Regions from separate parts of the Mus musculus genome. Here regions 1, 2, 3 and 4 are each linked to region 5. Evidence: chromatin loops called from intact Hi-C (ENCODE). Cell type or tissue: gastrocnemius. All regions are shown on one strand. Region 1 overlaps Gm40377 (a long non-coding RNA gene). Region 2 holds the start of Tcf7l1 (transcription factor 7 like 1 (T cell specific, HMG box)). Region 3 has its middle 37 kb from the start of Tcf7l1. Region 4 has its middle 43 kb from the start of Tcf7l1. Region 5 overlaps Tcf7l1 (transcription factor 7 like 1 (T cell specific, HMG box)).

Region 1 (5,000 bases), 590 kb before region 5:
TACACATGTAGTTCAAATGACCCAAAGGAAGCCAGAGTGGGGTACTGTTGGCAGGCGCAGCAGCCCAAAGACAGGTGATGGAGTGAGATGTTAGGCTAACATATGGAGAGAAGGACTCGCCTGGGACTGGCTAACAGGGAAACTTGCTTAGTTTTAAGGAATGATCATAACATGCAAGGATGTCAGGAGGCATTGAAAGGAAATATGTCAAATAGCCCAAAGAGTTGTTTGTGAGCTTTAAAACCTGGGGCTAAAAAAAATAGCAGAACAGGCCGGGACATGCCCGGGCAGGCCCATCATTACCTGTCCTGACTGGCCTGGTACCTCCCTATCTCCCGCCCTTCTGACAGTCTGTTGATGTTTAAATGGACCAATCATGTGAAACCGCACCAATTCCTCCCCCAGCCCCACCCCTTTTCTATAAAAGTCCCTAGCTTCCAAGCCTCGGGGTCGAAACCACTGTCTCCTGTGTGAGATAAGTTTCGAACCAGAGCTCCGCCATTATGGCTCCACCATGTGGTCGACACCTCTGTCTCCTGCGAGAGATATGTGTCGGCCCGGAGCTCCGTCATTAAACTACCTCATGCTTTTACATCAAGATGGTCGTCTGTTCGTGGTTGTCTGTTCGTGATTCTTGGGTGCGTGCCGAACGACAATTGAGTGGGGGTTTCCCCACTAGGTTCTTTCAGCATGATGTGGCCAATCAGAAAAGAGTAAGCGACAGTAGCAGGGGCAGGAACAGGGACTTTGAGTTTACAGATATGTTATGACATAACAAACATAGAAGAGAATCATTTTTCTTTCTAGAGTTTCTTGTGGCTCCTTGTTACTTTCTATCAGTCAGAAGATTGGTCACCCTCAGTTCTGACAGTCATTTTTATTGTGGAATTACCAGAAAAAAGTTCTGCAAAAGTGTTGTACGTAGACCTAAGACACAGGGTGTTTAGGAGGGTAAAGGCTCAGAGAAGAAATGAGGGAAGAATGCTATTGTCCTCAAATGTGTTAAAGGAGATCGTGAGGATACTGCAGAAGAGAGCTGATGGCTCTGCCACAGACGGGATTTCTTACAGTAAAAGTCTTCTCACAGGGTCATAGAGTAACATACGTTCTGCAGGAGAAACCCAGTCAGGCATGGTGGTGCAGCCTTTAATCTCAGCATTTAGAAGGCAGAAGCAAGCGGATCTCTTGAGTTCAAAGCCAGCCTGGTTACAGAGTTCCAGGATAGCCAAGAAGCTACACAGACAAACACTGTGTTATAAGAAAAAGAGAGGAAGGAAGGAAAGAAGGAAGGAAGGCAGTTGAGGTTTTGTCTTTTGCTATGTGTTGTAATGCTAAATACTGGCCCTCAACGCCTGGTTGCCTCCAGGGATTAGTGAATCCACTAACTAACTTAACTTAAAACTATTGGTTGAATAAAGATGCTGACACCCTATAGCTGGGCAGAAGAGAGGTAGGTGGGGTTTTGGTTCCCTGGCTGGGAGTCTGAGGCAGGAGCCCTGGGAGCAGGGTGGGGATACGGAGAGAGGAGAAGATGCTATGGGGTGGGTGTGTCATGAAAACATGGCCCCAAGGAATGGCCAACTGGAGTTAAGAGCTGCCCAGTTGGAACACAGCAAGTTATAACTCGGGGTTACTGATGGGGAAATAGATTCTAATAGCTCAGAGGGTAGATACCTACCCAGCTCTAGTGCATATAAAGGTTGTGTATCTTTTATCTGAGAACTGAATGATCAAAGGCTGGGTAGAAACCCCTGATTGAGATTAAATATTTGCAACAACAAGAAAGAAAGAGAGAAAGGAAGGGAGGGAGAGAGGAAAGAAGGGAGGGGAGGAAACGCCTACTTGCTGGGCACCACTCCTAACTTGAGTACTCTAGAGACCCTTTGTCCAGGACAGCCCTTAAAACTTAACATGCAGGAATTGCTGCTTTCGAAATGTGGTGCTGGCTGACTCGGGAGTTGGAGGCAGGAAGTTAGAGCCTGTGTATCTAACAAGTTCCAGATGACACAATGCTACTAGCCCGCAAACCACACTGTGAAGATTAAGGACTTAAGCCAGAGGCTCTGGGACTTGATTGCACACTGGAATCCTCTGAAGAAAAGGGGATGTTTCCCTTCCAAAAACTTTTAATTCCCAGAATAGAACTACCCAAGACTGACCATGGTTTATCATATATATATATATATATATATATATATATATGTGTGTGTGTGTGTGTGTGTGTGTGTATATGTATATATGTATATATGTATATATGTATATATGTATATATGTATATATGTATATATGTATATATGTATATATGTATATATGTATATATGTATATATGTATATATGTATATATGTATATATGTATATATGTATATATGTATATATGTATATATGTATATATATATAAACAATGTCTCAACTACAAGAAAATATAGTAATAATTATTGACTTTCATAACTTCTGAGAAACTAATCTCTCAAGTTTTTTACAAGTCTAAGAAACTACTAGAGCCACAATTCCTAACTTATTTTGTAGTATATTCATTTGACCACAAGATGGCGCCAAAGGAACAAACTATGCATCAGGAAACCTTGCAAAGCCGACGCCCCCCCCCCCCCCCCCACACACACACACACACACACAAAGCTAAGAGATAGAGACCACCTTCCCAGGTCTGAGGAAAAATCGATCACAGAGTCCTTTAAGAAGTGATCACATTTATAGAAAACAATATGTATACACAACCGTAAACACAATTTCCAAAGGTCTACAGGACCTGAAATTTAAATTCTCCCTTACCATTATCCATCTATCCTTCTTCATATCTCCTGCTTCATAAAGAAAATAGAACCTGGCCCTACCTAAATCTTCCGATTTGCTCACTTCACCCTCCATCTTCCTCTCACTGTCATAGAACAGACTCGGTTTTTTTTAAGGGGTTTTAAATATTTATTTTGTGTATGTGGTGGCGGAGGTCAGATGACAACTTGCAGAAATCAGCTCTTCCCTTCCACTGTGTGGGTTTGGGGAGTCGAACTTCCGCTGTCAGCTGTGGCAGCAAGCCTGCTTAGCCACTGGACCATCTCTTGGGCCAGATACCATTTCTTTTCATTGAAGGTTAAATTACCCTGTCCCTGATCTGTTCCACCCTGATTTCTGCCAAAGTTTGTACCTTCTTGTGTCAGTTTTACACCCACTCACTTTTCTGATATTTAGAATAGCATAAAGTCTTTATTTTAAAATATAAAAAGCCAAAGGCTATCACACAGATGTATGTCATGAACATTTATGGCTTTCTACCATATACTTTCTGAGTTTATATGAAGTCAGCGCTTATAAAAATGAAGTCATATCTGTGCGTGTGTGTGTGTGTGTGTATGAGTGTGTATGAGTGTGTGTGTGAATGTGTGTGTGTGTGAATGTATGTGTGTGTATGTGAGTGTGTGAGTGTATGTATGTGTGTATGAGTGTGTGTGAATGTATGAGTATGTGTGTGAATGTGAGTGAATGTGTGTGTGTATGTGTATGTGAGTGTGTGTGAGTGTATGTATGAGTGTGTGTGTATGAGTGTGTGTGAATGCGTGAGTATGTGTGTGTGACTGTGTGTGACTGTGTTATGTGTGTGAGTGTGTGTGTGAGTTGTGTGTATGATTGTGTGTGTGAATGTGTATGTGTGTGAATGTATGTGTATGTGAGTGTATGTATGAGTGTGTGTGTTTGAGTGTGTGTGATTGTGTGTGTGAGTGTGTGTATGTGTGTGTGACTGTGTGTGACTGTTATGTGTGTGAGTGTGTGTGTGACTGTGTGTGTGAGTGTGAGTGTGAGTGTGAGTGCATGTGCATGCCACGGGTGGTGTTCCTTAGGCCCTGTTCACCTTGGAGGTCTCTAGTTGGCCTGAGGCTCACTGATTAAGCTGGGGTGGCTGACTAGAGAGCCCCAAGAATCTGCCTGCCTCTGCTTCCCCAACACGAGCGTTACCAGGGTCCCACGTGTGGATTCTAGGCAGCAAACTCAAGTCTTGTTCATGCTTGCAAGGTAAGCACATTACCAGCTGAGATACCACCGGAGCCTCCTAGCCTTTTTCTTTTTTAAAAAGTGCTTTTAGTAATGGTGTCTACTTGTAATTTCTGTTGCGGTAAGTAATGAAATCCTTGGGGAAAGACTACGTGTCTCTCTGACAACTGGGACGATAGACTGTTCCATTTCACAGGTCAAGTAACCCGAGAGAAAAAAACCCACAGGCAGAATGAGAGATTATGGCTACCAAAGAAGGGGAACGTGGGCTGCATCTCTGATGCTGTGGTGGCATATTCTATGTCATTTATTTATGTATTTGCTTATTTATCTGCCTGTGTAACTCTGGATGTCCAGGAACTCACCTTATAGACCAGGCTGTCTCCTGAGTGCTGGGGCTAAATGTCTGTGCCACCGTGCCTGGCTGGCATCTTTTAGTGTTAATAGCAAACAATAGCTGGGCAGGTGCAGTGATCAACAGTGGTCCACACAGTACAGAACACTGCTTCTCTCACAGGTTACTTCTACTCCCCGAGCCTCTTTACAATCTAGCTGTCTTTGGCTAGAATCTGTTTTCTAGTCACACTCTGTGGCTGGAAAAAAAAAAAAAAGGACCCAAAACAACCAAAAAAGCCCATGCAGACCAAAAGCCGCTTTAGGGAAAAACGCATTTATTTGGCTTACACTTCCTGGTCATAGTTCATCATTGAGGGAAGTCAGGGCAGGAACCCAAGCAGGAAATTGAAGCAGAAACCATGGAGGAGCACTGCCTGCTGGCTTGCTCAGGCTCATGTTTAGCTTACATAGCCTGGGACAACCTGCAAAGGGAATGGTGTCACCCACAGTGGCCTTGGCCCTTGTATACCAATTAACAATCAAAACATTCTTTCCACAGGCATGCCCACAGTCTAGTTTGATCTGGGTAGTTACTCAATTGAGACTGCCTTCTAAGATGACTGCGTCAGGTGGCTCTGCCAAGTTGACAGTTAAAACTA
Region 2 (5,000 bases), 150 kb before region 5:
ATTATATTATATGTAAGTACACTGTAGCTGTCTTCAGACACTCCAGAAGAGGGCATCAAATCTTGTTACAGATGGCTGTGAGCCACCATGTGGTTGCTGGGATTTGAACTCTGGACCTTCGGAAGAACAGTCGGGTGCTCTTACCCACTGAGCCATCTCACCAGCCCTTTTTTTTTTTTTTTTTTAAGATTTTATTTACTTTATGTATGTGAGTACACTGTAGCTGTCTCCAGACACACCAGAAGAGGGCATCGGATCCCATTATTGATGGTTGTGAGCCACCATGTGGTTGCTGGAAATTGAACTCAGGACCTCAGGAAGAAGAGTCCGGCCGGGCGTGGTGGCGCAGGCCTTTAATCCCAGCACTCGGGAAGCAGAGGCAGGCAGATTAATGAGTTAGAGGCCAGCCTGGTCTACAAAGTGAGTTCCAGGACAGCCAGGGCTATACAGAGAAACCCTGTCTCGAAAAACAAAAACAAAAACAAAAAAGAAGAAGAGTCGGTGCTCTTAACCACTGAGCCATCTCTCCAGCCCCCAACAGCTTAATTTCTATCTAGTAAAACTAATTTGTATTTCAACAACAATAGAAAGATTACTGTCCTTTAAGAACATCTTTCTCTTTTTAGGCAACCAAGTTTGTAGTGATTTATCACAGTGGCCATAGAGAACTAATACAATGAGCTCTTCATATGTTTATACACCACAGGAAAAGGGTTTTAAATAAGAGTTCCATAGATTCCTCCTATACAATTATTTTAACAACAACAACAAAAAAAAACCTTCTGCAAAATACCATATAATAACACGAGGGAGGGTGTGTGCTGAGGTACTCTGACCAAAGGGTGGAGGAGGTCTGGGATAAGCTACAGGAGAGCAGCAACTACCAAACTCAGGCTCTAGACTCACTCTTAGCTCTGAGCTCAGTGGACTAGCCCTAAGCTATCACTGTCACTGCCATGCCTCTGTCACCTAGTTTTTGTTTTGTTTTCTGAGACAGGTTTCTCTGTGTAGCCCTGACTGTCCTGGATCTCACTCTGTAGACCAGGCTGGCCTTGAACTCAGGGATCCACTTGCCTCTGCCTCCTGAGTGCTGGGATGAAAGTCATGTGACACCACTGCCCAACCCCTAAAATGTTTTTAAATGAGACACCGAAAGCTATATGTACTAATCTTTGTCTTAATGGTGTTTCTTTAAACCCATTATTGGTCCACCTAAGTCGGGGCTCAACCTGCCCAGTTCCCTGCTGTGGGTTCTGTGGGAAGAAAGATGCAGATGGACTGTAGCTCTCTCCATCACCCCCTTCTTAAAGCTGTAACTTTGTCCAGCCTCATGTGTAAGTTGTGCTTGCTTGCTTGTTTGCTGGCTTGCTTGCTTTTAAAGACAGGGGCCTCTCTAAGCAGTTGTCTTGTACCTCATTGTGTAGACCAGGCTGGCCTCAGCCTCACAGAGATCCACCGGCCTCTGCTTCCTCTCTCAGGTTTTGGGATTAAAAGCACAGGTCACCATACCTGGCTTTCAGTTGTGTTTAAAACATTTAAAAAATATGCTCATACTGACGTTCTAGACTGATTTTAAAATTTATGTTGTCACCAATGTCCCCATGGAGGATGGCTCCAAGTGGCGTTACTTCCCCCATCCCCAGCTGACTGAGGATATATGAGTCTATCTAGTCCCGAGGATTGAACACAGGACCTCATGAATGCTAAATACACGCTCTACCATCTCCATCTTTTAAATGATACCTAACTTGTGAGGGAATGAGTGCACATGGCATGGTCCACACGTAGAAGCTAGAGGACGAGTGTCTGTTCTCTACTTCCACCATGTGGGTACCGGACAGGGAACTGAAGACATGGGGCTTGACGGTAAGTACCTGCTGAGCCATCTTGTTAGCGCCCAGATACTCTCTCAAGTCTGTTTTTTACCTATGAAGCTAGTTAGGTAATTTGCTTATGGTGCTTGTGGGCTATCACGGCAGCTTCCTAATCAGCTTTGGGAGTTCTGGGTGATAATTTCTTCTTAAAATCAATACAGTTAAAATCCCGTCTGAATCCAAGACAGTGAGTATTGAATTTCACACCTCTTCTCCAGCTTTAGAGAGAAAGCGTGATCTTCAAGGTTGCAGTAGTTCCTTACTAAGAGGAAGTGATCAAAAACACAGTTTGGGGACAGGAATGCGTTGGAATACCATAGGAAAGGGAATGTAAGACCGCTCAACTTGTTTCAAAGTGTCACAAAATCTGGCTGAGTAGAAGGGCTGATGGGATCCTGTACTCGGCAGGCTGAGTGGTTGTGCTCGGCGGATCTGCGAGTCCTCGGCTGTCCCGCAGGGGGCAGTGCTGCCTGCCAGTGCGGTGGGAGCGGAGTGGGAACCCGCGCGGAGTTCTGGGGCTTGTTTGCAAAGAAAGTTAGGGGATGTGAAGGAGTGCGGGCCAGACTCTTAGAGGGAGGGTGCGAGAAAGGACTTCCCAGGGTAGCCATGGAGTTCACTGGAGGGGATCTGGATAAGTTCGAGGGGTAGGGTGGTCGCACGAGGAGGGTAGTTGTAGGCCCCGGAAGGTGCAAGCGAGCAGGACGCGAGTGTGAATACGAGTGTGCGTGCGCGCGCTGCAGTTCGCCTGGTTCCGAGAGGCGCGGGTGTCAGCTTGCAGCCGGGGCTCCTCCCTCCGGCCCCCCTGCCCCGCCGGGCGGTCCCTCCCTCCTTCCCCATCGCCCCTCCCCGGCGGGCCAGGCGCTGGGACGCCCGGGCCGAGAAGGCAGCGGCGGTGGCGGCGGCTAGTTGGGAGTCCTAGGTTCCGTGCTGCGGGACGATTCGGAGCCGAGTGTCTCTTGCCCCGGCTGGGCGGTGCTGGGCCCGCTTCCCACAGAGCCACGCCCTGTCAAAACTTTGTCGCCGCAGCGGCCAAACGATCGGAGCCGGGCCAGCGAGAGGGAGGGAGGGGCGCCGGGCCGGGCCAGGCAGGGCGCGGGGCTCCGAGCGCAGCGGCCCCGGCCCGTGGCCCCACCATGCCCCAGCTCGGTGGTGGCCGCGGTGGCGGCGCCGGCGGGGGAGGCGGTGGCTCCGGAGCCGGGGCAACCAGTGGAGGGGACGACCTCGGAGCGAACGACGAGCTGATCCCCTTCCAGGACGAGGGGGGCGAAGAGCAAGAGCCGAGCAGCGACAGCGCTTCGGCGCAGAGGGATCTGGATGAGGTCAAGTCGTCCCTGGTCAACGAATCGGAGAATCAGAGCAGTAGCTCGGACTCCGAGGTAAAGGGATTCCTAGGGTCAGCCTCTGGGGGACCCGGGTCCCGCTCCCGCTCACCCGCCCTCGCCTTTGTGTCTCCTCCACAGGCGGAGAGGCGCCCGCAGCCCGCCCGGGACGCTTTCCAGAAGCCGCGCGACTATTTCGCCGAAGGTAAGTGCCTTCTCCGTCAGTCTCCACTCTCCAGCCATCAGCGATTGGCCGTACGGGTCTCCACGGTCCGGGTGGCGGAACCCCTGCTCTCCTCCCATCGCTGCAGCAGCCACTCTGGGGCTCACTCGAGGGGTGCTCGGGTTCCAGATTCCCGCCCCGAGCTCCAGATAGCTACTCTGTCTGGGGGACCCCTGACCTCACTCCACTTTGGTTTTGTCCGCAGTGAGAAGGCCCCAGGATGGCGCTTTTTTTAAGGGACCTGCGTATCCTGGGTACCCCTTCCTGATGATTCCAGACCTGAGCAGCCCGTACCTCTCCAACGGACCCCTGTCTCCTGGTGGAGCGCGCACCGTAAGTGTCAGTCCGGCCGTGCCGGGACCGGTGGGCGTCGGGCCCGGCGGGATGCGCCCCTGGGCTTTCCGTGGTGTGGGGGATGGGGCCTCCTGCCTGAGCTGATCCTGGGCCGAACTTGTTTGCAGAGTCAAACTCCCCTGTGGCGGCCTAGTATGAGACTGCTTTTGGCCAGTAACGGGATGAAAGTAAAGTTCTTTTAACTTCTCGCCTTTGGGAGATTGCGGCCTGGTGGGACCTCCCAGCCTCCCAAATTCCTTGCTCCTACCAAAGGAAAACTTGGATTTGTGCCTGCCTTTGGAGGTGGGGGGTGTGTGTTTGGGGGGGGGGTGTCTCGCTTTCCTTCCCGGAGATTGGTCAGCTTTCCCCTTGGCAAGGGAGAAAGTTGGGCAAGGGCCTGGAGGATCCTGACTTGAGATGTCCTCTGACCTGCGGGTTCCCTGGGCTGCTGTGAGCTGTACAAACTCCTTATTTTGTGTGAACTATTCACGACCCACCCCCAATCCTCACCCCCAGGGCCTCAATTTTTCTGCAGAACTCTGGGTTTTAAACTCCTCTGAGATGGTTTGGAGGGCGACCCAAGGCATTCTTACTTGGCTTTTTCCCCCTTTTGTTGCGGGCTTTTCTCATTTAAAGCGAGCGCTGCGACACTTTAAACCTGTTAATGGGAGCGCATTGTGTGCTGTGTGCCTGGCATTTAGAGCGGTGATTAAGCAAATTGACCCGGCCCCAGACAATGTGCAAATGAGGGCGGATTCCTTCACCCCTCTCCAGCTCGGAGCTCCCGCCTCTCTCCCCTGCGAAATGAGGGGTGCAGTTCGGGGTTGGCCTGGTCTTCGAGCCGCTACTCCACATCCAAGTTTCCTATGCTGATGCTGGGTTGGATGGTAAATCCTGGGTGCACACCCTCCTGCTGTGCGGCGCCTTGCTCGTTGTCTCTGCCTCGCACAGAGCTTTCCAGAGTTGGTTGGTTCATTCTCCCTGCTGGCGTGTCTACTCCTCAGGAGTGCATCCCTGAGGGAACTGAGCTCGAATAAAAGTTCATCTTAAATATGATTATACTCAAGGGTGGCCATGGAAGATCTGGGCGCTGAATGGGTCGTTCCTGCTGTCATTTCGGGCCCTTGCTGGGTGGAGCAGGATGGCCTCCACAGTTCGTGTAGTGTGTGTGTGTGTGTGTGTGTGTGTGTGTGTGTGTGTGTGGGTGTTGTTCACTGGTTAGGGGTTGGGGGTTAGGGGTTGCGTTCTGAT
Region 3 (5,000 bases), 190 kb before region 5:
CATGGTAACACACAGCTTTAATTCCAGCACTTGGGAGAGAGAGGCAGGCAGATCTCTTAAGTTCAAGGTCAGCCTGGTCTATGTAGTGAGTTCCATAACAGGTTATGTAGAAAGATCTTGTTAAAATTAAGTAAATAAGTAAACAAATAAATAAACCAAAAAATGAGAAAAAAACAACAACAAAAATCTTTTCAGAAAATGGAAACACTCATCTGTCATCCCAGCACACCTGTCATGCCAGCACACCTGTCAGTCAGTCATCCTAGCACACCTGTCAGTCATCCTAGCACACCTGACAGTCATCCCAGCACACCTGTCAGTCATCCTAGCACACCTGTCATCCCAGCACACTTATCAGTCATCCCAGCACACCTGACATCCCAGCACACTTATCAGTCATCCCAGCACACCTGACATCCCAGCACACCTGACATCCCAGCACACCTGACATCCCAGCACACCTGACATCCCAGAGAGGGATAAGGTAAGGTGAGAGGACCATGAGTTCCAGGCCAGCCTTGACTACAGAGTGAGAACCATTCTCAAAACCCAAAAGGGGGGGAGGGGGTGGTGGTGAGAGACAAAAAAGGCTGAGCTGTGATGGCACACACCTTTAATCCCATCATGGGAGGTAGAGAACATGTGAGTCTGAGGCCAGCCTGGTCTACATAGAGTGTTCTAGGCCAGCCAAGGCTATATAATGAGGCCCAGTCTTTTTTTTTTTTTTTTTAAGATTTATTTATTTACTATATGTAAGTACACTGTAGCTGTCTTCAGACACTCCAGAAGAGGGCGTCAGATCTTGTTACAGATGGCTGTGAGCCACCATGTGGTTGCTGGGATTTGAACTCTGGACCTTCGGAAGAACAGTAGGGTGCTCTTACCCACTGAGCCATCTCACCAGCCCCCGAGGCCCAGTCTTGAAGGGGAAAAAAAAATGTGAAAAACTATCCTCTCAGGGTTTATTTCCGCATCACTTACCATGCTGTGCTCCGCTCGGCACCCTGCAGTCGCATGCCATGCCATGGGGTCTTCCCGATACACCTTTAAGGAAGGCATTGTGGTACCGTTTTACAGATGTGGAGAGTAGAGCTCAGAGGCCAGACATGACCTAAGGACAAGTGTCAAACCGATGCTTCCTCTAGAACCTCCCTGTGGATGGACTCTGGTGCTCAGGCTCAGAGCATCCCCAATGCTGTAAGTACCAGATGCCCACCAGAGAGTACCACACTAAGACTGTTAAAGCCAGGAAAAGCTCTTATAGCTGGCCGGTGACTGCACGGAGAACTTGCCCACATCCTGCAGCCCCAAGCCTTACATGCCGTGCCCTGTACATGTCTTTTACATATAAACACTATATTCTGGTTGTCACACTTCAGTTAGAAGGACACAGAACTACAAAAGCCAAAAAGCAAAGTTAGCACTTTCAGATACTTTTTATTTGGGGACTTTCCTGGAACTATGAACAGCTCGTCAGCTGTTGGAGCCTACATGCTGGGTTTTAAAGTCAGAATGGTACCTCTAACATGGTGTCAGTCACTCTATGGTCCGGGGTCCTGTTACCCATGACACCTCTTCCTTCATTAGGATCCCCACTTGCCCCTCCGCACCCCTTTCACTATTCTGATTCTGCTGACAGCCCCCATTCTCTGCTGACTGAGCCCAGTGAGAAGGGAGTGGTCACGATCCTCAGATTTGTCCCTGTCCCACGGAGAGCAGAACCAAGAGAAGAGGATAGTGACCAGGTCCTTGGGAGGGAGCCAGGGGCTTTACTGCCCAGAAGTGGCCTTTCAACTTGCCAAGTTGGGGGTAACTAAGACTGGATTTGGATCCATGAGCCCACCCCGCTTCTCTTAATGAGCCCCGCTAGGAGCTAGCTTAGCATTGTCAGTTGAGCACATATGGCTCTTGCAAAGGACTAGTACCCAGCTCCCACTTTGGGTGCCTCACAAGAGCCTGCATGCAACTCCACCTTCAGGAGATCCAACGCCTCTATGCACATCTCTACTGATACACACAACTCCACATACACACGAATAACTAACAAGGTCCTTGTTCCTGAACATCTGGCAAAAAAATAACGGTCTTTTCCCTTCCCAATGGAAAAAGCTGATTTTTTTTTTTTTTTTTTTTTTTTTTTTTTGCCTTTATTTGTGGAGTAACAGTAGAGACATCGACAGAGTTGAATCAAACCGACAACTATGGCTGCGGCAACTTCTCGCCATGTCAGACAAAGCAGTGTCTACACCTGGTTTTTAATATCACACAGGGCAAGAAGCTTTTCACAGGTTCGATTTGCAAACCAAAACGATGACAGGCAGGTCCAGCATGTTGCAAGACTACAAGTAGCTTCTTGAGAGAGATGCGGAGCTGGGAGAGGTGCGGGCTCCTGGTGTCTGGACAGAAGGCAGTGAGGAGCACGTGCCAGGGGGATGGAATGAGGGGCGGGGGGCGCTGGGAGGGGTGGTGTAGCCCTGCGGGCTGGAGGGCATGAGGCTCTGCAACTCATGAATATTCCAGACTGACTTCCAGGCCTGTGGGAGCAGAGCCTGATCCTCTACCGGGGGACACAGCTGGGGCCTCAAGCTGGTGGGATGCAAAGGACATCCAGACTGGGAGACCGCAATCCACTCTTAGCACGGTGCCTGGGCCTGGGCCTGGCAGGGGAGGGCAGCAGCTCGAGACCCCCGTAGCCCACCCAGCTACTCTTAATGAGCCCCACTAGGAGCTCCAGCTGTCAATCATCCTCCTGGCAGAGGCCAGTGAGTCCGCAGCCTTCCTCGGAGGAAGAGACTGGTACAGAAAGACGCCAGGCAGCAGATCAGGCCTGTCAGAGTAGGGGTAAGAGTCTCGGACTCGCAGGAGGCTCAGCAATCTGGTTATTTTCTCTCTGTGGCGATTCCAGGAAGCCGAAACCTGCCTCTCTCCTCAGCACGAGCTTTCCGGGAGGAAACGGGAGGAAACAGACTAGCGGCTAAGAACAGCTCCGATACAGATATCAGGAGAAGCAGAGATCCTGGCAACAGCTTGAGTTGTAGTCAGATTTGTAGGGGTGGGGACCCAGAGCAGGGAGGGGTCTCGGAAGCCACCGCAAAGCAACCTGTTAACGACCTGTTCTCTCGGCCTTTAGCCTTCTCCCTCCCCCCCCGCCCCTCCCCCCCCCATGCTGGGATGAAATCACTGATAAAGGCAACTTAAGGAAAGAGGGGCTCATTTTGGCTCTTAGTTTGAACAACTATGGTGGGAGCAGGGGTGGTGGTGAGTTGCTCAGGAGGTGTGGGGAGAGGGAAGGAGAGAGGGAGGGGGAGGGGAGGGAGAAGCTGGTGTTCTGCTTTCTCCTCTTCATTTTTCTTCAGGATGAGAACCCACAGGAGAGCACCTTCAGCTCAGAGTGGGTTTTCCCTCCTCCATTAAACTTTTCTAGAAAAACTTTCACGAGCCGGGCGGTGGTGTCGCACGCCTTTAATCCCAGCACTTGGGAGGCAGAAGCAGGCGGATTTCTGAGTTTCGCTACACAGAAAAACCCTGTCTCGGAAAAAAACAAAAAACAAAAAACAAAAAAAAAAACAAAACAAAAAAACGAGGGGGCTGGAGAGATGGCTCAGAGATTAAGAGCACTGACTGCTCTTCCAGAGGTCCTGAGTTCAAATCCCAGCAACCACATGGTGGCTCACAACCATCTCATAATGAGATCCGATGCCCTCTTCTGGGGTGTCTGAAGACAACTACAGTGTACTTACACATAATGAATGAAGAAATCTTTGGTCCAGAGCGAGCAGGGCTGGAGAGAGAAGAAAAAGTGTCTGAAGACAGCTATAGTGTATTTACATATAATAAATAAATAAATAAATAAATCTTTTAAAAAAAAACGAAACGAAAAACCTTCACAGACAAGCCCAGAATGTGTCACCTAGGTGACCAAGTCCCGGCAAGATGACAACAAAGATTGGGTATCACACCAACAACCATCTATTGCAAAGTAAGACTCTAAACCACGGGCCCAAGTGGCATGGGTTCTTGGCATCTAGAAGTCTCTGTAGGTCCTACAGCTCAGTAAAAGGGGAGTCTATGAGATGTCAACCCTCAGAGATAGGGGGTAGTGAGGGGCCACTTAAGCAAACACAGTCCTAGACCTGGACCCTATCATATCCATGCTCTCTCTTCTCTTCTCTTCTCTTCTCTTCTCTTCTCTTCTCTTCTCTTCTCTTCTCTTCTCTTCTCTTCTCTTCTCTTCTCTTCTCTTCTCTTCTCTCTCTCTCTCTCTCTCTCTTTCTCTCTCTCTCTAAGCAGGGTTTTTCTGTGTAACCCTGACTGTCCTAGAACTCACTCTGTGGGCCAAGCTGGCCTCAAACTCACAGAGACCCACCTCTGTGCTGAGATTAAAGGCATGGTTCACCACACCCCATTTTCATGACCTTCTTATCTGCAAAATTCATTCACTCCTAACTGAAGTGGACCAAGGTCTCTTCAACTGTGGGCTCAAAGCCCCATCCACCTTCATGAGATCTGGATGTGAATGGCAGCCTTCAGGATAGAATTAGCTCTCTCTTCCTATGAGCCTGTGACGTTAAACAGACAAGGTATCTTTTCCCCACTTGGCATACAATGATGAGCCTGACATAGAACTCAGCTGGGGATATGTTCCATTCAAAAATCAGGGAGATGGGTAAACGAAAGCCTTCATTCACAAAAATTATCAAATCCATCTGATTAACTATTAGAGTTCGTTGATTCCGTCTGGAAGCCTGGGACCCTCTCTGCGAGCTTTGGCTGCACCCTCGGCTTCTTGGTTCTGCCTCAGAACACTGCTTCCCGAGACTTGAGTGGCATTACATGTTCGCAGGTGAGATGCTCCCACTACCACACTTCCTTAGGGTGGAATTTGGAAGAGTCTGATAGGCCATTTTCCTCCTCCTCCATGTGTGCGTGCGAGTTAGTAACAAGCATATATGGGAGTCTGTCTGGAGAGAGAGAGAGAGAGAGAGAGAGAGAGAGAGAGA
Region 4 (5,000 bases), 200 kb before region 5:
GATGACACCCTTAAGTTTAGGTATGTGTGGGGCAACTCCAAATGTTTCATGAGCAAAATGTGACCGTGGTTTGATCTGGTGAGTCTCGGTAGAGTGGCCCCATTCCCTGTGGAGAAGCAAGCTCAGCCACTTGTGTCCTGAGATTCTCAGTTGCCTCTTCCTCCATCCTGTGGGAACCTGCTGTGAGGCCATCTCTCTTTACCTCCCTGGTCTTTCCCCTTCCAGCCCCCACACGACTGCAGCTACCCGGGGTCTGTGGCACCACTTGGCAGCAGTTGGGAGGCGGCACAACAGAGAATCCCATTATGCATACCATTTGGTGTCCCCATGATTCTGATAGCCACCACAATGTTGACTTGGGAAGGCTTAACACTTGTAAAAACAAGACATAGCCCCAGATCCTAGCTTCCCAGGAAGTGGGACTCAAGTCAAAGGCAAAGCCTTGTGTGGAATCTGGACTAATCTAGGCAGTTCTAGAAAACGAAATTTAGGGCTGGAGAGATGGCTCAGCGACTAAGCACTGACTGCTCTTCCAGAGATCCTGAGTTCAATTCCCAGCAACCATGTAGTGGCTCACAACCATCTGTAATGAGATCGAATGCCCTCTTCTGGTGTGTCTGGAGACAGTGGCAGTGTACTCATATAAATAAAATAAATAAATATTTTTTAAAAAAAAAGAAAACAGAATTTATTCTAGTGTTCTTCCTGGCCTCTTCAAAATGCCTAACTTTACTACAACAGATTCAGGGTCAAAGGCCTCAGAAGTCTCCTTTGGAGCAGACGGACAGCATCCTTGGGAAAACTTCGAGAAGGGGAGGTAAAGCAGCCACTGGTGAGCTGAAAACATTGATGCAGGACCAACACCAGCTGTCGTCACAGGGCTAGAGAGGAAACTGGGGACATTTCTAATACTGGAGAGTTGCCTTCAAACTTGCCAGCATGGACCACAAACCAGCTCTCTCAGCAGAGTGCCTGCCTGGTGCTCTCAGAGCCCTGGACTCTACCCTGGCACCACATAAAACAGGAGTACATTGTGATTATCATCCCAGAACAGAGGCAGGAAAATAAGATGTTCAAGATAATCCTTGGCTACGTGAAGAGTTTGAAGCTAGCCTGGGCTACACTCTTGTAATGAGTGTGAGTTATGACACTTCATCTACCACCTTAAGTTGCCAACTGTTTCCTCCCTCTCATGATGGGCATGCTGGCTTATTTCCAGGGACAGGAAGGAACCGTTCCAGAGATGTTTCTGGCTTCAGCAATGGCACGAATGTGCAGTCAGGGCTAGGCTTCCATCCTTGCTCTGTGAGGCTGGGGATCAGCCATAAGGAAGCCATTTCATGTCAATGAACAGGCTATTCTACGGCTGCTGGGCCACATCGGAGAAGCAGCAGACCCCAGGAACAGGTCCCAGCCCAGGCTGCCTTCTGGGGCTGAAGAGGCTCCTTAGATGTGTCTTGGGAACCTCAGCTGGCTGCATCACTGAGGAGTAACATCTGTGAAGGCACCTGGCAACCTTACATCTGGATGGCTTCAACCATTGTCCAAGAAGGGAGGCTTGAGAGAAAAACCTGTTCTGTGACCTTTACTGTGAAGTACTTCCAGCTTTAAAAGCAACAATGCCTTGCTTAGTGGAGACCTTTCTTCACGAAGAATCTTTAAATCAGAGGGCAGAAAAAATAATGAACCTCTCAGCAAGTCTGTATATTTATGTACTCATGTTCATGAATATGTGCATGCACATGTGTGTATCTATGTATATATGCATGTGTGTATATTCATACACATACGCATATGTGTGCATGTTCACACGCATGCATGCATATGGCAGACAGAGGTCCACATAGTTCATCTTGCTCTATCGCCCATAGAAGCAGAGTCTCACTGAATCTGTAGCTCCCTGACTTGTCTAGACGAGACTCTTTTTTAAGACAGGGTCTCTCTATGTAGACCAGGCTGACCTCAAATTCACAGAGATCCAGCTGCTTCTGCCTCCTGCGTGCTGGGCTTAAAGCATGTACCGGGTCCTGTACCTGGCTTTTAACATGACTGGTAGGAGCGAACACAGGTCCTCATGCATGTACTGTGTATACCTTAAATAGTAAGCTATCTCCACAGTCCCTCCCAGAAACGTAAACCCTTCCATTCAATGCAGATCCTAGGAGGAGCTGGAGAGATGGCTCAGTGGTTAAGAGCACTGGCTGCTCTTGCAGAGAACTCAAGTTCAATTCTCAACACCCACATGGTGGCTCACAACCATCTGGAGATAAGAGAATCTGAGCCCAGAGAACACCAAGCTATTCCCCACTGTCTAAAGGAAGTGGCCTGGGGTTCCCCGTGTTGAACTCCAGCCAGTTTTGCAGTTTGCTCAGTGCTGAGGTATGAGGCCACATTGTCTTAAACAAGAAGAAATTAAACATTACAACTCCGACCAGAATTTGGCTATGTTATTTTACTTCATACTTTTTTGGATTTGGTTTTGTTTTGTTTTGTTTTGTTTTGTTTTGTTTTGTTTTGAGACAGGGTTTCTCTGTGTAGCCCTGGCTGTCCTGGAACTCACTCTGTAGACCAGGCTGGCCTCAAACTCAGAAATCCGCCTGCCCCTGCCTCCCAAGTGCTGGGATTAAAGGCGTGCGCCACCACTGCCCGACTACTTCATATTTTTGATTAACCTGGTATCCACTGTTTTCAGAAGAATGCAGCTGAGGTCTAGGAAGATGAAGGATCTGTCTCAGGTCCCAGGTTGCTGTCTGATGCACACAGGTCTGTTTCCCACTAGGGTGAGGAAGGGGGCTCATAGTTTGGGATCAAACAGGGGTGAAGTTCAATATGTGGCCACGTGGGGGCAGTAGATCAATGTAAGATAGAGAAACAACCCCTTGTCTTTGCCCTTAGGCTTTGGAAGCAACCTCAAAACAGGTGGGCCCACTTAACAGAGTTCCCTGGATAAGAGGCAACTGGGTTTCTGCAGGAGACCGCTTGGTTTCAGTGCCAACACTGCCATTTATCAGCTTGTGGTACCCTCCTGCTTTCTCTCTGACCTGGCTTTCTCGTTCTCCAGGGAACCTTGCAGTGATGGCTATGCAGAGCAAGTTGCAGCTTACAGGGACCATCAGAAGGAATTTGGAGAAGAGAGGTTCATTGTAACTAATTTAAAAAAACCAAACAGTTAGCCGGGTGGTGGTGGCACACGCCTTTAATCCCAGCACTCGGGAGGCAGAGGCAGGTGGATTTCTGAGTTCGAGGCCAGCCTGGTCTACAGAGTTAGTTCCAGGACAGCCAGGGCTACACAGAGAAACCCTGTCTCGAAAAACAAACAAACAAAACCAACAGCAAACAATAGTTCTAGAGATGGCTCAGCGGGTAAGGGCACTGACTGCTCTTCCAAAGGTCCTGAGTTCAAATCCCAGCAACCACATGGTGGCTCACAACCACCCATAATGAGATCTGACGCCCTCTTCTGGTGTGTCTGAAGTCAGCTACAGTGAATTTATGTATAATAAAAAATAAAAATAAAAAAGTAGTATACTTTAAAAAAAATAGTTCTACTCCAACTGAATTATCCAGAGAAAATCAGGATGGATAGGGGCAAGCTGAGGGCAGTTGCCCATTTGAAGTTATAAGGCTATAAAACATAAGCCTGCAGATGAAAGATGCTAGAACTCCAGAAGAAAGGACCTCTGGAGCAAGAGCCACTGAACTTGGCAATGACCCTTCCAGCCTTTCCCTCAAAAGGACCTAAGACTGCTTACATGGGCACTTACACGGGACACTGAGGATATGGCGATTACAAAGCATTTTGAAAATGATTGCACATAAACCCCTAGTTGATATTGCTAGTGAAAGGCAGGAGGTGGGGGGCTGAAGAGATGGCTCAGCAGTTAAGATGGTGTTCTCCTATTCCTGGGGACAGGACACAGCACCCACACAGGGTGGCTCACAACCATCTGGAACTCAAGCTGAGGGTATCTGTTATCTTCTTCTGACTTCAAGCACTGCACTAATGAGAACATAGAGAAATAATTGGGGGGAAGGGCCACAGGTGTGGTGGCACAGGCTTTTAATGCCAGCACTCAGGAGGCAGAGACAGGCAGATCTGAGTTTGAGGCCAATCCAATCTACATAGTGAGTTCCAGGATAGCCAGGGCTATGTAAAGAGAATCTGTCTCCAAAGATATCAAAGTAAATAAGTAATAAGGCTGGAGAGATAGCTTAGTGGCTAAAAGCACTGGCTGCTCTTGCAAAGGACCCAGGTTCAATTCCCAGCACATACGTGGTGGCTTGTAACTGTAGCTCCATTCTAAGGATCTGACACCTTCTTCTGGCCTCTGCAGGCATTAAGCATGCATGTGGTAGACAGACAGACAAATAGGCAACACACCCATGCACACAAAATAAAACTAAAATTTAAAGTATAAATAAGCCGGGCAGTGGTGGCACACTTGGAGGCAGAGGCAGGCAGATTTCTGAGTTTGAGGCCAGCCTGGTCTACAAAGTGAGTTCCAGGACAGCCAGAGCTATGCAGAGAAACCCTGTCTCGAAAAACCAACATCATCATCATCATCATCATCATAATGATGTATAAATAAATAGTAATTTTTAAATGCAAAGTTGGAGGCAGTTCTGGGGATAGAGCTCACTTTGTAAAATGTTTCATCTAGTATGTAAAAAGCCCTTGAGAAAATTCTGGAAGGAGAATGTCTTAGGGTTTCATTGCTATGAAGAGACACCATGACCAAGGCAACTCTTCTAAAAGAAAACATTTAATTGGAGCTGGCTTACAGTTTCAGAGGTTTGATCCATTATCATCAATCATGGTGGGGAACTTAACCACGTGCAGGCATACATGGTGCTGTAGGAACCCAGAGTTCTACGTTTCCACAGAAGGAGACTGTGTGCCACACTGGGTGTAGCTTGAGCATTTGTGAACTCAAAGCCCGCTATATCCTGTGACAGGTAGGGACTGAGGGATGCTGGGAGAACCTGGCAGCCAGGTCCAC
Region 5 (5,000 bases):
AAAAGAAAAATAAAGCCAGGCACAGTGGCTTTATCCCAGCCTTTAGTTCCAGGACTAGGGAGGTAGAGACAGGTAGATACCGGAGAGGAGAGGACAGAACAGGACAGGACAGGAGAGGGAGAAGGGAGAAGGGGAGGGAGGGAGGGGGGAGGCAAATATGCATAATTAAAAAGGAGACCATCATCTAAGGAATTGACTTAAGGAAGAGTTCTTTAGCTGTTTGTGATAGGGTGGATGCAAAGAACGTTGCTCTCTGCCATAAAACTTTAAGCCAGAAAATTACCAAGATAAAACAAAAACCAAACAAAAGCAGATCTGGGCTGGTGGTGGTCAGTAGGGCCTGCTCACTCTCATGAATACATTTACTCTTAAAATCTTTGCATTGAGCACAGTAAAATTGCTCTGTGGTTAAAGGTGCTTACCTGTAAGCCTGAAGATCTGAGAGTCTAGCCCTGAATCCCACATGATAGAAGGAGAGAACCCATTCTCACAGATTGTCGCCTGATCTCCACAAGCACACCGTGACATCATCAGCATGCACGAACACACACACACACACACATTTAAATGTTTTAAAATTAGGAATGTCTAGCCCATTGAGATGCTGCACAACTCTAATCCCAGCATTTGAGAGGCAGAGGCAAGAGGGCTTATGACTTTGAAGCCAGCCTGGTCTACAAAGTAAGTTCCCATACAGCCGGGTCTGCACAGAGTAACCCTGTCTCGAAAACCCAAGTAAACAAGCAAACAAACCGGAAATGAGTTCTTGCCATGTGGAATGTGAGATCTGCTGCAAGAGAATTGGACCTTGGGACTATATTCTGGTTGACACATTGCTTATTTGTTGGTCCTTCCTCTTGTAACACATCTCAGTTAGCGGAGCCCAGCTAAGTCGCCGTTCAGACCTTAGGAACACACTTAGGAAATACACGAGGAGCTTGGGGATATTCCTGCAACCAACCTGAGGTTAAGAGTCAGGAGATGTGGCAAAGCTGATACTTTCTTCTATTTACCTGGGTCGGGTGACAGAAGAATGGAGGGACCCCTGGCTTAGCTGCTCCGGGGCAGGTGGCAGAGTCGGAGGGTGGCAGGGTGCTGCTGTGGAGTCTCAGTCCTCCGGGATCCCCTACCAGCCCCACAGTTGACCAGCTCTGGCAGACACCACCCACAGTGTGTCTGAAGGAACGACCTCTACTGGACCTGCTCCCTCCCCATGGACTTTGGGATGTTTCAAAGAAACTGATGTCACTGCAAACATTTTCAGTGTCCATTCTCCCCGGGAGCCCTGCCCTTCTCTATCAGCTAAGGGGTCATGGATGATTGACAAAACTCATATTCTGAATAGCGTTGTTAGTTGTCTACTGAAATGTTGGGTGATTTCCTGGGCAGCCATTGTCAAGTCCAGGACTCCATCGTGATTGACAGCAGAAGGGAAGGGTCTACTCTCCTGAGCGATCAATCCCATGCAGCTGGTTTCTGATCAGGTTAAGGGAGAGATGGCTCTGCAGTTAAGAGGCTGGCTGCTCTTCTGAGTTGAATTCACAGCAGCCACAAGGTGGCTCACAACCATGCATAATGGAATCTGATTCCCTCTTCTGGTGTGCATGAACACCTGAGCAATCCTATACATGAAATAAGCAAATAAATAAATCTATAAAAGAAGAAGGACAACAAGAGGGAGGGGGACTCCTCTGGTGGACAGTTTTCCATGGCGAGCCCTTAGGGGTTGGTTTTACTTTGGGCTTAAAATATGCCCTGGGGACCCCTTTGCTTTCTTAAGAGCTGTGAGTTTGAAGAGCTTCAAAAGGGAAAAGACTGAAGCAGGCTGTGGTGGTCATCGAGCAGACTAAGTTACACAGCCTGCCTCAGCAAGGTGAAGCTGCGGGCCAAAGGAGATGGCTCAGCAGATAAAGTGTGGGGACCAGAAGGAACTGGGATGCTCAGAACACATAAAACCCAGGCAGCTGTGGCAGCCTCGCATGGATTTAGCAGATTATAAAGACAGGGCAAGGAGTTGAGCCAAGATCAACAAGCTCTGGGTTCAGCAAGAGACCTCAGTAAGTCAAAAGGAGATCAAGGAGACCCTCCTCAGGTCTCCATCTGTGTACACACATACACACAAAACTTTAAAATGGATCAGGGAGAGGAGTTGTCAAGATACCTGGGCTGAGAAGGTGCTCGACCTATGTAGCTTGCTGGAAGGATTTGGCTGTTTCGGATGGGGCATTGCTGGAAGGACTTGGCTCTGTTTCGGATGGCATTCCTTGCTGAGCAAGCCCGTGTGGCTCCTACGTCTTGTACTGAGGTTGTCCACTTGAGGCTCTGCATTCCTGACGGTAGCCTCAGCCTTTGCCGTGCTCATCAAGCTCCTGGGGACAGCTGGAGAGAGAAGTGGGTGAGGACAGAGTGGGAGGTAGCCTCCTAAGAGGACAGGCCAGCCTCTAGGACAACTCTTGCTCAGCAACACTTCCTGTCCAGCCCCTCGCGGACCATTTTCTGGACAATGATGCCCCCTAGTGGTACAAAATTATAACCCGCAGGTCATTTAGATTTATACCTAGATTTGCAAATTGAACTCCCTTTATGTGTTCTTTGACTGAAGGGTAAGCAGGCAACTGAAACTTTTTAGTTTATTTATGGAAGGGGGTTGGTCCAGGCTGGCTTTTAACTTACTATGTAACAAAGAGTGACCTTTGACCTCTGATCTTTTTACTTCCTGAGTGCAAGTGTCTGCGTTACCGGTTTATGCTACCACACCCAGTTTACACAGAGCTGGAGATCAAACGTGGGGCTTCAAGGATGCTAAACAACTGTGCTACATATTCCAGCCTAAGAGTTCTCACTATAAAATGACAAAAATGATACAAATAAATATAAATTAAAAACTGAAGCGTGAAGGCTGGAGTGGATGATCATGGGTTCGAAACTAGCCTGGACTATATAATGCGATGTTGTCAAAGATAAATAAATGACATGGGGCGTTGTTGGCAGGGGCTGGCTTAGCTGTGTGATTATGTAGCAATCAGTTTTAGAATCATTGTTTATGAATTGTATCATGGTTTGTGCAATTCTCTCTATTTTTATTCATTATATTTCTTTGTGTGTATGTGGGTGGGCATCCTTTAGCCATGGTGTTCTTGTGGAGGTCAGAGGATCTACCCTGAGGGATCTAGAAAGAGATGGCAGGTTATCAGGCATCCACCTTGACCCACTGAACATTCTCTGTAATTCAATAGCCCTATTACGTTTATAGTGCCGAAAATTACCCTTTGACAGGCTGGCCCCTATAAACCCAGGTTCATCATTTGGATACACTCACTTGGTTCCTAGAAATCTGATGTCAGAGCTAGTTATTGCACATGTTCTTTCTTGTGCTGTATATTCATCATTGTGATGGCCAGGAAATACAGTGAAAGCAGCCAGGTGTAGGTGACACACGCCTTCAGTCCCAGCACTTGGGAGACAGAGGCAGGCGAATCTCCGAGTTTGAGAACCTACAGAGTGAGTTCCAGGACAGCAAGGACTACACAGAGAAACCCTGTCTCTAGAAAACTAAAAAAAAAAAAAAAAAATTCTCCAAAAAAGTGAATGGGCTGGTGGGTAAGATCACTGACTGCTCTTCCAAAGGTCCTGAGTTCAAATCCCAGCAACCACATGGTGGCTCACAACCACCCGTAATGAGATCTGACGCCCTCTTCTGTTGCGTCTGAAGTCAGCTACAGTGTACTTTGGGCCCAAGCAAGCAGGGACTGAGCGAGCAGGGCCAACCCGAGCGAACGGGGTTGACCAGAGTGAGCAGAGGTCCTGAAAATTCAATTCCCAGCAACCAAATGAAGGCTCACAACCATCTGTACAGCTACAGTGTACTCACATACATAAAATAAATAAATCTTTGAAAATGTGAAGGCAGTATTTAAGTTTCACCTTATGCTGCTACAGCTAACAAGTACAGAGGACTAACTAGGAAGCTACTCGGTTTGAGGCCTTTTTGCACCACCAAGGCCAGCAGCACACCTCATGATCAGGATGGGCTTTCCTGCTCTCATCCCTGCTCTGCCCACTTTACCTGCTATAAGACTTGGAAACCCAGGAAGCCCCAGGAACTGAGCAGACCAGAGTTTGTGGTATGCATATCGGATGAAAAGAGGGGCAGCAGGAAGTGACAGAGAGGTCAAAGGGCTTCTCGTCAGTAAAGTCAGAACGTGGTTACATAAACCCGAGAGCTCCTGTCAGAACGGCACAGCCCACAAGCGCCCCGCTGTACCCATAAAGGGGGGCTGTGTGGGAGTTAGAGACCGGGGTGGGAGTTCGAGGCCCTCTCTCATCCTCTTCTCGTTTCCTTCCCTCTAGGCCAGTTGTGAGGGCTGGAAAGGGTGTTACACTGAAAGGAGCCACCGGTGAGTGGCAGCTGGCTGGACACACCGTCTTCCTGCCACTGTGCCTAGTCCATCTCCTCTCTCTCTTGCAGTCCAACAAAGTTCCTGTTGTTCAGCACCCTCATCACATGCACCCGCTGACACCTCTCATCACCTACAGCAACGACCACTTCTCCCCTGCGTCCCCTCCCACGCATCTGTCCCCAGAGATCGACCCAAAGACAGGTGAGTGGCCCCTGTGACAAGCTGGGCTCCCAAAGAGCGGTGGTGGGGCTCTATGGGGTCGGGGGTTAAGTATAGAGCCTGGAACCATTGTAAATGCAAGGGTTGTTTAGTCATCTGAGGTTGGGCCTCTATAACCAGAACGTGTGCCCACTACACCACATATTTCCAATAGAGCCTTCTGGACAGACGTCAAAATGGCTTTTAAAACAATGGGGGCGGAGCTGGCTTTAATGTGTGGAAGGTGATAATTAACTGCCCACCACACCTGTCCGTACCTGGAAGCCTAGGTCTTCATAACGTTCCTACTGAGTCACTGTAACACTAAGAATTTTCAGAGCCCATGTTTAAAGAAATAATGATTATTTGGGGGTAGGGCGAGATGACCGTCGAATAAAAACC

The links. A loop is a pair of places that touch in the nucleus more often than their neighbours do. Peaks named below come from ENCODE experiments on the same cell type or tissue, not always from the same donor. Only the 100,000 strongest peaks of a DNase experiment are listed, where the experiment ranks them.
Region 1: a loop joins it to region 5, with 4 times the contacts of the local background. A loop is called at or near these places in 13 of 42 quality-filtered maps.
Region 2: a loop joins it to region 5, with 4 times the contacts of the local background. A loop is called at or near these places in 17 of 42 quality-filtered maps.
Region 3: a loop joins it to region 5, with 6 times the contacts of the local background. A loop is called at or near these places in 18 of 42 quality-filtered maps.
Region 4: it touches region 5 in a loop (9-fold over the local background); 18 of 42 quality-filtered maps call a loop at or near these places.

What each region holds. Positions count from the first base shown.
Region 1 is chr6:73,225,554-73,230,553 of GRCm38, reverse strand. Gm40377 (a long non-coding RNA gene) reads right to left here. Exons shown (of 3, transcript XR_869180.3): 3 at 4,720-4,823. Among named protein-coding and RNA genes, the nearest start is that of Gm40377, 5.3 kb to the right of the region's middle. In gastrocnemius, a CTCF peak has its summit at 2,531 (motif pointing right); no DNase peak of the experiment used is centred here; H3K27ac peaks cover 758 bases.
Region 2 is chr6:72,786,960-72,791,959 of GRCm38, reverse strand. It overlaps Tcf7l1 (transcription factor 7 like 1 (T cell specific, HMG box)), which reads left to right and starts at 2,915. Exons shown (of 12, transcript NM_009332.3): 1 at 2,915-3,250; 2 at 3,335-3,398; 3 at 3,622-3,749. The coding sequence starts at 3,008. In gastrocnemius, a CTCF peak has its summit at 2,327 (motif pointing right); DNase peaks (open chromatin) are centred at 3,092, 3,345, 3,805, 4,113 and 2 more places; H3K4me3 peaks cover 2,922 bases; H3K27ac peaks cover 3,025 bases.
Region 3 is chr6:72,823,090-72,828,089 of GRCm38, reverse strand. No RefSeq gene overlaps it. Among named protein-coding and RNA genes, the nearest start is that of Tcf7l1, 37 kb to the right of the region's middle. In gastrocnemius, no CTCF peak of the experiment used is centred here; DNase peaks (open chromatin) are centred at 2,482, 2,600 and 2,961; H3K4me3 peaks cover 663 bases.
Region 4 is chr6:72,829,358-72,834,357 of GRCm38, reverse strand. No RefSeq gene overlaps it. Among named protein-coding and RNA genes, the nearest start is that of Tcf7l1, 43 kb to the right of the region's middle. In gastrocnemius, a CTCF peak has its summit at 2,824 (motif pointing right); DNase peaks (open chromatin) are centred at 1,219 and 2,841.
Region 5 is chr6:72,633,701-72,638,700 of GRCm38, reverse strand. Tcf7l1 (transcription factor 7 like 1 (T cell specific, HMG box)) reads left to right here. Exons shown (of 12, transcript NM_009332.3): 5 at 4,469-4,601. It overlaps Gm15401 (predicted gene 15401), which reads right to left. Exons shown (of 5, transcript NR_040422.1): 4 at 2,162-2,379; 5 at 984-1,622. Among named protein-coding and RNA genes, the nearest start is that of Gm15401, 6.9 kb to the right of the region's middle. In gastrocnemius, CTCF peaks have their summits at 1,560 and 2,521 (motif pointing left); a DNase peak (open chromatin) is centred at 2,456; H3K4me3 peaks cover 328 bases; H3K27ac peaks cover 727 bases.